Regions from separate parts of the Homo sapiens genome. Here region 2 is linked to region 1. Evidence: chromatin contacts called from ENCODE Hi-C data. All regions are on one chromosome and are shown on one strand. The core of a region is the stretch at or near the end of the contact, and the rest is flanking DNA. Distances in the headings are between cores, read along the strand shown.

Region 1 (6,292 bases), core at 3,411-5,910:
CCAAAATTGACAAATGGGATCTAATTAAACTAAAGAGCTTCTGCACAGCAAAAGAAACTACCATCAGAGTGAACAGGCAACCTACAGAATGGGAGAAAATTTTTGCAATCTACTCATCTGACAAAGGGCTAATATCCGGAATCTACAATGAACTCAAACAAATTTACAAGAAAAAAACAAACAACCCCATCAAAAAGTGGGCGAAGGATATGAACAGACACTTCTCAAAAGAAGACATTTATGCAGCCAACAGACACATGAAAACATGCTCGTCATCACTGGCTATCAGAGAAATGCAAATCAAAACCACAAAGAGATACCATCTCACACCAGTTAGAATGGCAATCATGAAAAAAGTCAGGAAACAACAGGTGCTGAGAGGATGTGGAGAAATAGGAACACTTTTACACTGTTGGTGGGACTGTAAACTAGTTCAACCATTGTGGAAGTCAGTGTGGCGATTCCTCAGGGATCTAGAACTAGAAGTACCATTTGACCCAGCCATCCCATTACTGGGTATATACCCAAAGGATTATAAATCATCCTGCTATAAAGACACATGCACACATATGTTTATTGTGGCACTATTCACAATAGCAAGACTTGGAACCAACCCAAATGTCCAACAACGATAGACTGGATTAAGAAAATGTGGCACATATACACTATGGAATACTATGCAGCCATAAAAAATGATGAGTTCATGTCCTTTGTAGGGACATGGATGAAGCTGGAAACCATCATTTTCAGCAAACTTTCGCAAGGCGAAAAAACCAAACACTGCATGCTCTCACTCATAGGTGGGAATTAACCAATGAGAACACATGGACACAGGAAGGGGAACATCACACACCGAGGCCTGTTGTGGGGTGGGGAGAGGGGGGAGGGATAGCATTAGGAGATATAACTAATGTAAATGATGAGTTCATGGGTGCAGCACACCAACATGGCACATGTATACATATGTAACTAATCTACACGTTGTTCACATGTACCCTAGAACTTAAAGTATGATAAAAAAAAATACAAAAATTAGCCAGGCGTGGTGGTATGTGCCTGTAACCCCAGCTACTCAGGAGGCTGAGGCAGGAGAATCACTTAAACCCAGGAGGCAGAGGTTGCAGTGAGCCAAGATTGTGCCACTGCACTCCAGCCTAGGTGACAGAGTGAGACTTTGCCTGAAAAAAAAAAAAAAATAGAAAAAGAAATGGGTTTTTGCTATGTTGCCCAGGCTTATTGCTTTTAATTTCTTTCATAGGATGTTATCTTCCTAAAGCACTCATAAAAAATGGAAAATGTTTGTGTTAGAAATATCCTTTCAACTCAACCCTGCCCTGAATGTCATTCAGTGTAACACATATTTTGGTCCTTCTATTTATTACACTACAGATATTTTAAAAAACATTTTTTAGACATAGAGACAGGATGGACTGGATACGGTGGCTCATGCCTGTAATCTCAGCACTTCGGGAGGCTAAGATCAGTGAAGGTCAGGAGCCGGAGACCAGCCTGGGCAACGTGGTGAAACCCCGTTTCTACTAAAAATACAAAAACGTGCGCCTGTAATCCCAGCTATCTGATGCAGGACAGTTGCTTGAATCGAGGAGGTGGAGGTTGCAGTGAGTCGAGATCACATCCCTGCACTCCAGCATAGGCAACAGAACGAGACTCTGTCTCAAAAAAAAAAAAAAAAAAAAAAAAAGAAACAAGAAACAGATAGGATGAAATCAAATATTATAGTGATAATTGCAGCACACCTCCTAACTAATTTTATGATAAAGATTTTGTGTCATTTTTCTAAAGTAACTATCACATGACCAGGATATTATAGAAACTAAAAAAAAAAAAAAAAAAACAAAACTAAACTGATATAGAAAAATCAGTTTGGGTAAGAAAAAAAATAGAAGACTACTTGGTTTATCCTGAGGATCAATAATTACTTACAATATATTGATCTTATCAATTAAGACTCGTCTATGGAATTAACTTTCATGAAATTGATCAGATAATGGCAAATAAAAAACAAAAACCTCTTGCTTATTCAGAAGTATATATTATTTCTGTACTTCAAAAAGCCATGTAAAATGATTGCCAAATGACTTAGGCAATTCTGGTGAATATTTTGATGATAAAACTTAGATTATTACATATCCTTGGGCTGGGCATAGTGGCTCATACCCGTTATCCCAGCAACATGGGAGGCTGAGGCAGGAGGATTGCTTGAGTCTAGGAGATTGAGGTTGCACTGAGCTATGATTGCACCACTGTACTCCAGCCAGGGCAACACAGCAAGACCTTGTGTCTTGGAAAAAAATTACATATCCTTGGAATAAAAATAGGTAGTTAAATCCAGGGAAGACTGTAATACAAGGACTAATTTCATCAGATTTATAGATTTTTTTAAAAAGTCAACTCATCAACACAAATTTTATTAATAGCAGGGTAAAAACAAAAAAAAGACTAAATTCAATTTAAAAAACACTTTAAAATCTTGATTGAAAATCCCAGAAAGTAGTGAAAGCTTAATATGTAAGAAATGAGTGTTCTCTGAAGGTTTTGGGGGAAGAGGCAGCTTTTCCTATTCAGTCATTTTGAGAAATGCAGTACAAAATGCTCTAAGAGCATTCAGTTGCCATTTGATGAAGCCATTTATAAGAGAATCAAAGTATAAGCTTCAGTTCAGTAAAGTGAATAGCTATCAGAAACAAATGTGCATGTCTATAATTATCACATCTATGCTGGCTGACAAATCCTGAAAGCGACTATATAAATGGTAATGCAATGAATATACTCTACATTCCTAAGGAATTCTGCGTGAGTATGAATTCCTGAATTCATTCCCTTAAATGAATTATAGATTCTCAAACCTGGTAGTCAAAAGAAATATGCAACAACACTGAAGAAAAATAAACAATACCAAAGAATCCTAATAACCCTTTCCCTTTACCCTTCCATAAAAATTCCAACCCATAACCTTCAAAGCAAAAACCCCTACTTACTATCAGACTCAACTTCTAGACTTCAGCATTTTACTTTTCCACAATTGAAGTCCAGATAATTGTCAATATCCTTAAGATTTGTTGGGAAAGATACAATCAGATAAGGTACTTTGAATTCCAATTTCAGGCACCTCATGATAATATATACAGAGATGCCACATATTCCCTGTTATTACTGTTTCACTCTCCCTAGTGTTTAAGTCATTCCCAGGTAGTAAGTGAAAGGACACAGAAAGGTGCATTAACTCTCTCAGGCAACTTGGCAACTATTTGGTGCACAGCTACTATGCACTAAGTGTGCCTCTAAGTACATGGCTTAGGATCTCGAAGTCACTCAAGCACTAGGGAGAAAACACTCCATTGTTGTTTAATGTTGGGATTTTGCTGCTCTATAAACTAGTGTTATGCGGAAGTTTTAGGAGATGATACTCAAATGGAAATATATATCCTTTCCTAAGTCGCAGAAAGGCAACCATAAAGCTCAAAACTGTATTACCTTGATAATGTAATTTTTAAAATGTTACGTGTGAAATAAGACCATTTATTTTTTACTTTTTTATTTTTTTGAGACAGAGTCTCGCTCTGTCGCCCAGGCTGGAGTGCAGTGGTGCAATCTCGGCTCACTGCAACATCTGCCTCCCGGGTTCAAGCAATTCTCATGTCTCAACCTCCCAAGTAGCTGGGATTACAGGTATGTGCCACCACGCCTGGCTAATATTTTGTATTTTTAGTAGAGACGGTGTTTCATCGTGTTGGCCAGGCTGGTCTTGAACTCCTGACCTCAGGTGATCCGCTGGCCTTGGCTTCCCAAAGTACGGGGATCACAGGCGTGAGCCACTGTACCCGTCCTATTGAGACCGTTTTAAAAATGATTGTGACATTATTCTAAAAACTTCAGTATCTATCCATCTCTATATACATATATATGAATGAGAGATACAGCCTAATAGAGGAGAAATGGAATAAGTAAATATCTCTGGAAACACTGAGTACAAGTACAAATGTGATTAAAAGACACAGAGTATGAGATGAAATATCCATCTTAAAATTTCAGTGCTTTGGTGGTTAAAACAGTAAGAGAAAAACAACATTGTTTTGCGCTAGGAAACCTGTTTCTAATCAACTGAGCTATTCCTATGGGGTCAAATAAAAATGATTAGCTTATTAAAAGCATAGCTTTGCTATTTAATAGGCAAAATGATTGAAATTTCTGCTGCAGATCCTGATAATTTTAGTGTTTCTAGTTAAGCCTGCAAAATTGCATTCATTATTAGTGTCCAGATTCATTAACAATTCAATTTATAGATATTAATGCTTATAATGCATGCTTCGCTTGCCAAAACTTGAAGAGAAATTGTTTCAATTAGCTTTCATGGATCATGAATCCTGCCGGCTGGGTATTTTTAGACAAAAGATACAAACACATCCCCAAGCAATGCTAATGCACAGCTGGGACTTGTGTGTAAGGTCACTTGAGCTAACAGTTTAAAAGGAAAAACAGTAAATGAGTTTTACCCAGATGAGTAAGAGAGAAGTCTTCTGTTTCCAACCAAATATTTGAAAGGCATTTAAGAAAAATGGCAGCAGAATTATTTGCTTTTGAGATCTCTGGAAGATAAAACCATTAGGCCAAAATTGGCAATCTAAACTCAAGGAGCAGTATTCAGCATATAAGACAATATGGGAGACCTTAAATTTTCCCTTTGTAAAAAAGGGGATTTCTTAGAAGTCACAAGTTAACAAAAATGCAAATCCTGTCACCTGCACAAGGGTCATGCCCCAGTGGTAGGAGAATAAAAAATAGACTGATACCACAAATGATCCAGATGACAATCCAGATTTACAGATAATTACTAACTCTCTGTTTCATGTTAGGCCACACACAACTAGGTCAAAGTTGCTATTTACTGTCAATGGCAAACAGTATTCTTAGGTAGAAGACACATTCTTTGGAGGATGTCCATCTCCTCCAGATACATTTCTGTCACATAAATCTTCATGTAAATTAAAGACAATAGCCCATCTTTGAACTTTTCTCATAGTGTAGTACAATGTCTACATTTCCTTGTGGTGTCTGGTTGTTTGTAGCTTGGTATTTACTGGAATATCAAGAGAATGGTCGACTTTTTACCTTGAAGCTAAGAGATATTTCATTTGTCCTCACCGAAATGCCGGACCATGTTGCATACTTAAGCACAGACTGAATGATGTCTCATGATTTTCCCATGAACTACAATTTCACCTCCCTGAAGGATCCCATTTAGTGAACTTGGGAAAAATCTAAAGCTAACAGTATGGAATCAAAATAAGTTTTAAAAAGACCATGAGATTCTGGAAAACTAGTCCAACACTACAACTCTAAGGACATTAATGTCATAAAAGTACAGTTGAGAGGCAGAGGACATGAAAAGCATAGAAACTCTTCAGAATGTTTGGATAAGGAAGTATGAGAACATGTGAAATATTTCTAAAATCAAACTGAGCTTTGCATTGAAGCTTAGATATTGGTCTGGAGGAACAACAAATACATCTGTAAAAATATTCATTACTATGCTTTTTAATCTTAATAGTGGTATAACATTTCCCATTGACAAGTAAGGCATAGAAATCTCTAATTTATAATAGGTAGGCATTAAACAAAACTAAAAAATATCAAGATTAAAATCTAATTTCTGAAAAAATATAAATTAGAACAAAAAGAAATCGACTGCCTTTACAAAGTAATAAAAACTAATATATGAAAATGAACTATAAGAGGCTGGAAGAAAAATGGAAAAACAAGTTTGGAGAGAAAAGTGAAAAAAAATCAGTGTTTTCAGTCAGGTGCGGTGGTGCAGGCCTGTAGTTCCAGCTACTTGAGAGGCTTAGGTGGGAGGACACCAGGCTGGGCGACATAGAGAGACTGACTCTTAGAAACAAAACGAAACAAAAAAACTTAAAACCAAATGTGGAATAAAGTAAGCAACTTTTTATAAATACCATCATTACTTAGCATTTAAAAAAATTCTATTTTTTTAATATAATAATTTGAGTAAAGGTCTAAAAGATTGATGGAAAAGGACCAAACTAAGAGTGATAGTACATGGGATGACTGCAAAAATTAATGATGTAACCTATTTGTTTATTCAATTACTACGACTGCAGAAATATATATATATAAAGTGCATTTCTCATACTGCCAAATTCATCATGAGTATTTTTGAAAAAACACAATTTATGTTTTAAAACAAATAAGTTATTTAATACATTGGCACACCCAAATACACACATACATCTAAAAAGCAATGACAAGG
Region 2 (5,762 bases), core at 2,954-5,453, 200 kb after region 1:
TAAAAAAAATATATGTCCATGAACATCAAGTGCACTGGCTTGGGTCACTGCCTCTCTCTCCTGCAACTTCCTGCCATGCCTGATAAACTCAGGTTTAAACACATGCCGTCTGTTTTACTTTATTTTCAATTGTGTAAAACTTTGGCCACATTCATCTCTTTAAATAGCTTGTAATTAAAAAAAAAATTCCTAGATGTATTAAATTTTTCCTTGTGTAGATATGTGGTTTTTGGAAGGATGGAGGAAAGATGGATGAAATAACTCCCATTCTGTGGGTCAGACTGGTGTCTAGCACCAACCCACACTATAGGGAGAAAACCAAAAAACGAGTGTCAATGGAGGTGAAGAACTAATTTAAAAAGCAAGTGGAAATATATCCTACCCAGCTACCTACAATGCAGCAGACAGGAATAAATTCCCCAAGTGAGATAAAGCTAAACAAACAGTTGAGCATTGTAGTGAATTCATGCTTTGTAAATAGTACTGGTCATAGCCACGATGGCTGTCAGCCCACAAACATCTAACTCATGTTTGACCTCTAATGTTCACCATCACTGACTGCTTTGCTACTTCTGGGTTAGTGCTGAGAATTATTCTTACTTTTTTCAATGAACATATATGTGGGCGGTTTAGTTGCAGAGGAAAGCATTAAGGGTGCAACCCACTCCAGGTTGAAACAATCACATAACCCCTCTGAGAACACTAGGTGGGTGGAAGTGTGCTCAGCCAATCTATTCAACCACCTTATTGTCGCCAAACACCCACAGCTCAAGGCATGGCATAACAAAACACTGACAGTCACTCTGCCTCACAGAGGGAGGATGGCATAGTAGCTCCATGAAAAAAAAAAACAAAAACAAAAACAAAAACCCAAACCATCAGGGAGGGGGCAGCAAAATTATAAAGAAAAGAACTTAAAAGTTGAGGGGGGAGGGAAAAGGATAGAAATTGCACTATTACCAAGCAATATCATTTTTAAAAACAACGTTTTCAGAGAAGACCTAGCAGAATTTGACAGGTAAAGCTAGTGTTACATTGTTAACTGATATCACATAGAGAACCAAAAACAAAAACAATTTTTTTTCTATATGGTACAGACACAGAGTAACATACAACAGTTAAATGGCAAAAAATATATATATATATATTTCATAGAGTTACAAACAAGATAAAATAATGGAAAACAAAAAACTGTACAACTTTAAAATTTAAAAATGTTCATCTCAAACACAGGAAGAAATACAAGATTTCTTGTTAAAAGGAAATAGCTTGTTAAAACAGTAAATGTTTTGCGTACTTGCTTTTGACACCTTATGCTACAACTGGATACTGGTATGAATAGTTAGATGGTATTCTTTCTTTAGTATTTCTACTTAAAAAAAACAATTAAAAAAGGAATTTGCACTGTGCATCAGCCTAGTTAGAAATATGTACAACATTTCAGGATCTACTATTTCATTAAACTAAAAACAAATTCATAAAAATAAAATAGTCCCGGCTAAAAAAGAAAAAAAGAAAAAAAATCCATTTTCAGATCTTGGAATGCTCCAGTCTTTTGCAAAGTCGATGAGTGGCTTCAGCACTGGGGAAAGAAGCCCGAAAGGTGACCAATGGAACCTGTATTCACAGTCTTCAAAGTTCCCTTTTGAAACATAAGGAAGAAAACGAAGGGAAGAAGGATTTCACACTTTGGGGGCAAGGGGAGATGGTTTCTGTTGATGTTTAGCTATGAAAGTGAAACAGCAAAGCATCTATTTATTTGTCTCCAAAATCTATGTTTTAGCAGCACAAAGTTTTCAAAGTTCAGACCATTTATTTATTTTTCTTTTTACATGAGAAAGGGTGTGTGTTAACAGGAATATGGATATTAACAGAAACAAGTGCCTCACATACAGTTCCTTTTTTGCTTTCTGTACACTGCTATCTGCTGCTTTGTTGGCTGCGCTCTGGATCACTCGCTGCTCAGACTGCCTAACACAAGGACAAAACTTTGAAGTAAAAAATGTGTCTTTTGGTATATGGAATTGTCATTAACATTTGCCTCTCTGCTTGCAGAAGAAGCACATAACAACCTGGGAATCTTTTGTTTTTCTCTTTCTTTTATTAAACTAAGTCTTGTTTGTTTAAATCAGAAACAAATTCTCAAGTAACAAGAACCCTTTCCCTTTTTTCTGCATCAGCAGTGAAAGGGTGTGTCTTTGGATTTTATTTAAAGCATGAAATTTTTTTTTCTGAGAGAGGAAAGAAAAAACAAACACAAAACCAAAAACCAAATCCCTAACCAAAAACTTTTTTTAGAAAAGAAAAGTACACAGCCAATTACACAAATGGAAACAAATCCTTTAGTATAGAAAAAAAAAGAATATTTGAAGCTCCTACCAAACAAGGAGGAAAAGAAGGGGTACAAAGAAAAAAAAGCCAAAAGAAGGATAAATAAAAAATAAATGCACAAAGCTAACAGACACAGGTAACTAGAATTATATGCCTTTAAAAAGTTTCAACTCCCCAACCAAAAATAATCTGTGAGGATCCTAATGACCCCTAGAATCCCTTGAAATTCTTTCTTTAGTTTTATAAAATAATTCTGCAGCTCCCTCTAAGAAATGAAGGCAGCTACCTTAAGTGGGAGATTATAGGACGGGAGGTGGGAGAAGGAAAGAGAAAGTGGAATTAAGGGACAAGAAAGAGAAAGTGGAATTAAGGGACAAGGGGAGAAAAGCTTAGGCGAATCAACGGATTGCAATCTATCATCTGCTAGGAATGAACAAGACAACATCAAATGAGGAGCTGTCAGCTGGACCATACAAAAAGCTAAATGTACACAAAAGGTTTTTTTTTTTTTTTCCTTTTAAATCTACCATACTGCTTCAGTTCATTTCCAATGCAACAATCTACTCAACACCAAAAATGGTCATATCTATCATAAATACAGAAAGTCAGTTTTTAAAACTTATTTTTTTTAAGCTACAAGTCCTCAACACTCTTTGTGTGTGTGGGTTATTATTTTTTTTTTTTTTTGAAAGTGGGAGTGCTTAACTTTTCCCCTTGAAATTGGCTTCAGCAGAAAAGCTATCCTTAAAAATCCCCAGAAAGCTAAAGCAGTTCACATTGTTTTTCTTGAATACTTTCTGCCCATTTTTAAGTTAACAAAACAAAAAATCTTTTCTGGAACAAAAAAAAAAAAAAAAACTGAAAAAACAATAATATATAAAACAATGATTCTGAAAACAAAGTGTGAGCGATTGACCTGAGAATAAAAAGACATTACATTTCTTTTTTTCTTTTAGCAAGCCATTGGTATCTGAATGCTAAGATAGCAAGAAATTTAAAACTGTAACAAGGTGGACTGCTTTCCCATACAGTGCATGCCGGGCTCCTCTGTGCTATCAGCGTGGGGCGTTTATTGAAAAGGGGCAAATATACAAGGGGTTTAAGCTCCAAAGACATTAGGGAGGCCCTGCGGACTTCTGTTTCCCAGACCAATAGTACCTTCAAAAGGACACAATGTAACAGGGTTAGGGCTTTTTTTTTTTTTTTAATATTAAAAGAAAAGAAAAAGACAAGAATGTAAAATCACCGGCATAGATAGGTATATGGGAAAACAACCCACGCTTTTTCTTTTTTTTCTTTTTTTTTTTTTTTTTGTTTTTTGGTTAGAAGCTTTGGAATTGCAGTTAGTCTATTTTTGAAATTGGTTTGTTATTAATTTTTGTATTTAAATTCATTTGTTTGTATTGTTCATCTTCAAAGCTTACAATCTGAAGGTGTCCGTTCCTACACTGGTCAGACCACTGTCCTTGGGGCAGCTGGGGTCTTTGGGACCCTCCACCGGGCTCGCCGGTCCGTCGGACTTTTGGCTGAGATCCGTGTCAGACTCCTCCGAATAGTCGTCTGTTGGCATCGAGGGCTGAACCCCTGAGGTGCTGCATGAACTTGAGGTAACCGTTGAAGATGAGGAGAGAGGAGGAAAAGAAGGGGGCTTCGCTGCCGAAGCCCGGGAGACCACTTGCGGCCAAGACTTCCTGGAGGCGTGGGGGGAAGCGGAGGAGGGGGCGGCGGCCGACGGGGGAGGGGGGCTGTCGTTTGAGTGAGCGGCAGACTGCGAGGTAGATGCGGTGCTAGGATCGGGGAAGCAGGCAGAGTGAGGTAATAAACTAGGGTGCTCTTTGGCGTTTCTTGCTGCTCTCGTGATTGTTCTGTGTTTGTGCAAGGCCGACTCGAGATGTTGACTCAGAGCTTCCTCCCCACAGAGCGCGCTCTCGCACGCCAGGCAGTGGTACGAGCCGCCGCCGCCGCCGCCGCCGCCACCGCCGCCGCCGCCGCCACTGCCACCGCCGCCGCCGCCGGTGGGGACGTGAAGCACCATCTCTTGCAGGTTCACCACAGACTGGCCGAAGAAGCAGAGGGACTTCAGGTGGCTCCTCGCTGCCTCCTCGTCGCTGAAGCCCGCCTGGCACTTGCGGCAGACCAACTTGTACTGCACCTTTGGAACAATGAAGGGGTCGTAGAGGGAGTCCGCACTTTTGCTTTCTGCTTCTGGCTCTTCAGGGAGTTTCGGCAGGAGGGGGGACACCTCACGGGGGGTGTTTTTCTGTTCTTCTGGTTTGGGGGATTCTTTGGCAGGGTCTTTGTCTGGGGAAGGAGCCCCGGGGGGGACTGGGGTTTGGCTTGCTTTGGGCTGCTGCTGCTGCACTTTTTGCTGCTGCTGCTGCTGTAGTTGCCGCTGCTGCTGCTGCTGAATTGCCTCCTGCAGACTCTGCTGGTATTGCTGGTACTGCTGCAGTAGGGAGCCTGGGGACAGCCCCATCAGGGCCTGCGACAGTGCAGGGCTGTAGGGGAACAGGCCTTCCATGCCATACATAGGCTGCAGGTACCCGCTCTGCAGGGCGCCAGGGATCTGGGGAGCATAATAAGGAGAAAAGCCTGGTACAAAGTAAGGAAGGAACTGGCTTGTGAGCAATGCTGTGGGGTCCGAAGTCAACGCGGCCTGCAGGGCCTGCAGCTGTGCAGGGTCTACCGCATACTCCATGGTGGGCAGCGGGGCTGAGATCGTGGCTGCAGTTGCCGTGGGGGCCTCTCCTTTCTCCTTCTTGGGGACAGGCAGGGGTTCCCCTTTCCCTTTGTGTGCCTTTTCCTTCTCCTTTACTTTCTCACTGTCTTTGTCCTTGCGTTGCTGCTGCTGTTGCAGTGGGAGCTGTGGTGTGGGTGGCGGCTGGGCTGCTGGCGGCGGGGGAGGCTGCTGCACCTGTGGTTGCTGCTGCTGCTGCTGCTGCTGGGGGGGTTGCTGAGGGCCCATCGCCATCGTGGCTTGTGCTGGGGTTGGGGAGCTCAGCGACGCTGAGGACGGTTTATTTGGTAATCCAGAAGTGGGGAGGCCAGGGGAAGGAACAGTTGTGCTGGGCAGACCCATCAAGTTCGGCTTAGGAGACGTTAAAGCTGAAAGGAATGGAGACAGAAATCACCGGTCAGTCTGGGCAGGGGTAGGGCTGAAGCTCAAGACGTTTTACCGGTGTCACTGGCACACAGTTTGAGATGTCAAGGCTTGAAGGATCCTCTCAAAACGAACATTTCCAACAGAAGTATCCCACCAGGCTCAGGGCTGGACAACCTTGTATTCTAATGAGGACTCAGTCCTAGGTCAGCTCCCATACTTCCCCTTTCAGCCAAACAACTTCCAGAAGTATCCCACCAGGCTCAGAGCTGGACAACCTTGTATTCTAATGAGGACTCAGTCCTAGGTCAGCTCCCATACTTCCCCTTTC

The links. A loop is a pair of places that touch in the nucleus more often than their neighbours do. Pooled maps may share reads with other maps.
Region 2: a loop to region 1 is called in a map with no recorded cell type, with 5 times the contacts of the local background. The contact joins two enhancer-like sites. A Hi-C loop is called at or near these places in 6 of 37 single-sample maps with no recorded cell type and 5 of 50 pooled maps.

The regions. Positions count from the first base shown.
Region 1 is chr16:72,585,916-72,592,207 of GRCh38, forward strand. All of the region lies in intron 1 of LINC01572 (long intergenic non-protein coding RNA 1572), which reads right to left. Among named protein-coding and RNA genes, the nearest start is that of LINC01572, 76 kb to the right of the region's middle. RefSeq lists an enhancer at 4,619-4,678. Within about 2 kb of position 4,661, at least 2 of the 41 ENCODE cell types and tissues checked have a DNase peak (open chromatin) inside an H3K27ac peak, as active enhancers do.
Region 2 is chr16:72,783,413-72,789,174 of GRCh38, forward strand. ZFHX3 (zinc finger homeobox 3) reads right to left here. Exons shown (of 10, transcript NM_006885.4): 10 at 1-5,436. The coding sequence ends at 3,752. All of the region lies in intron 3 of ZFHX3-AS1 (ZFHX3 antisense RNA 1), which reads left to right. Among named protein-coding and RNA genes, the nearest start is that of ZFHX3-AS1, 120 kb to the left of the region's middle. RefSeq lists an enhancer at 5,106-5,721. Within about 2 kb of position 4,204, at least 22 of the 41 ENCODE cell types and tissues checked have a DNase peak (open chromatin) inside an H3K27ac peak, as active enhancers do.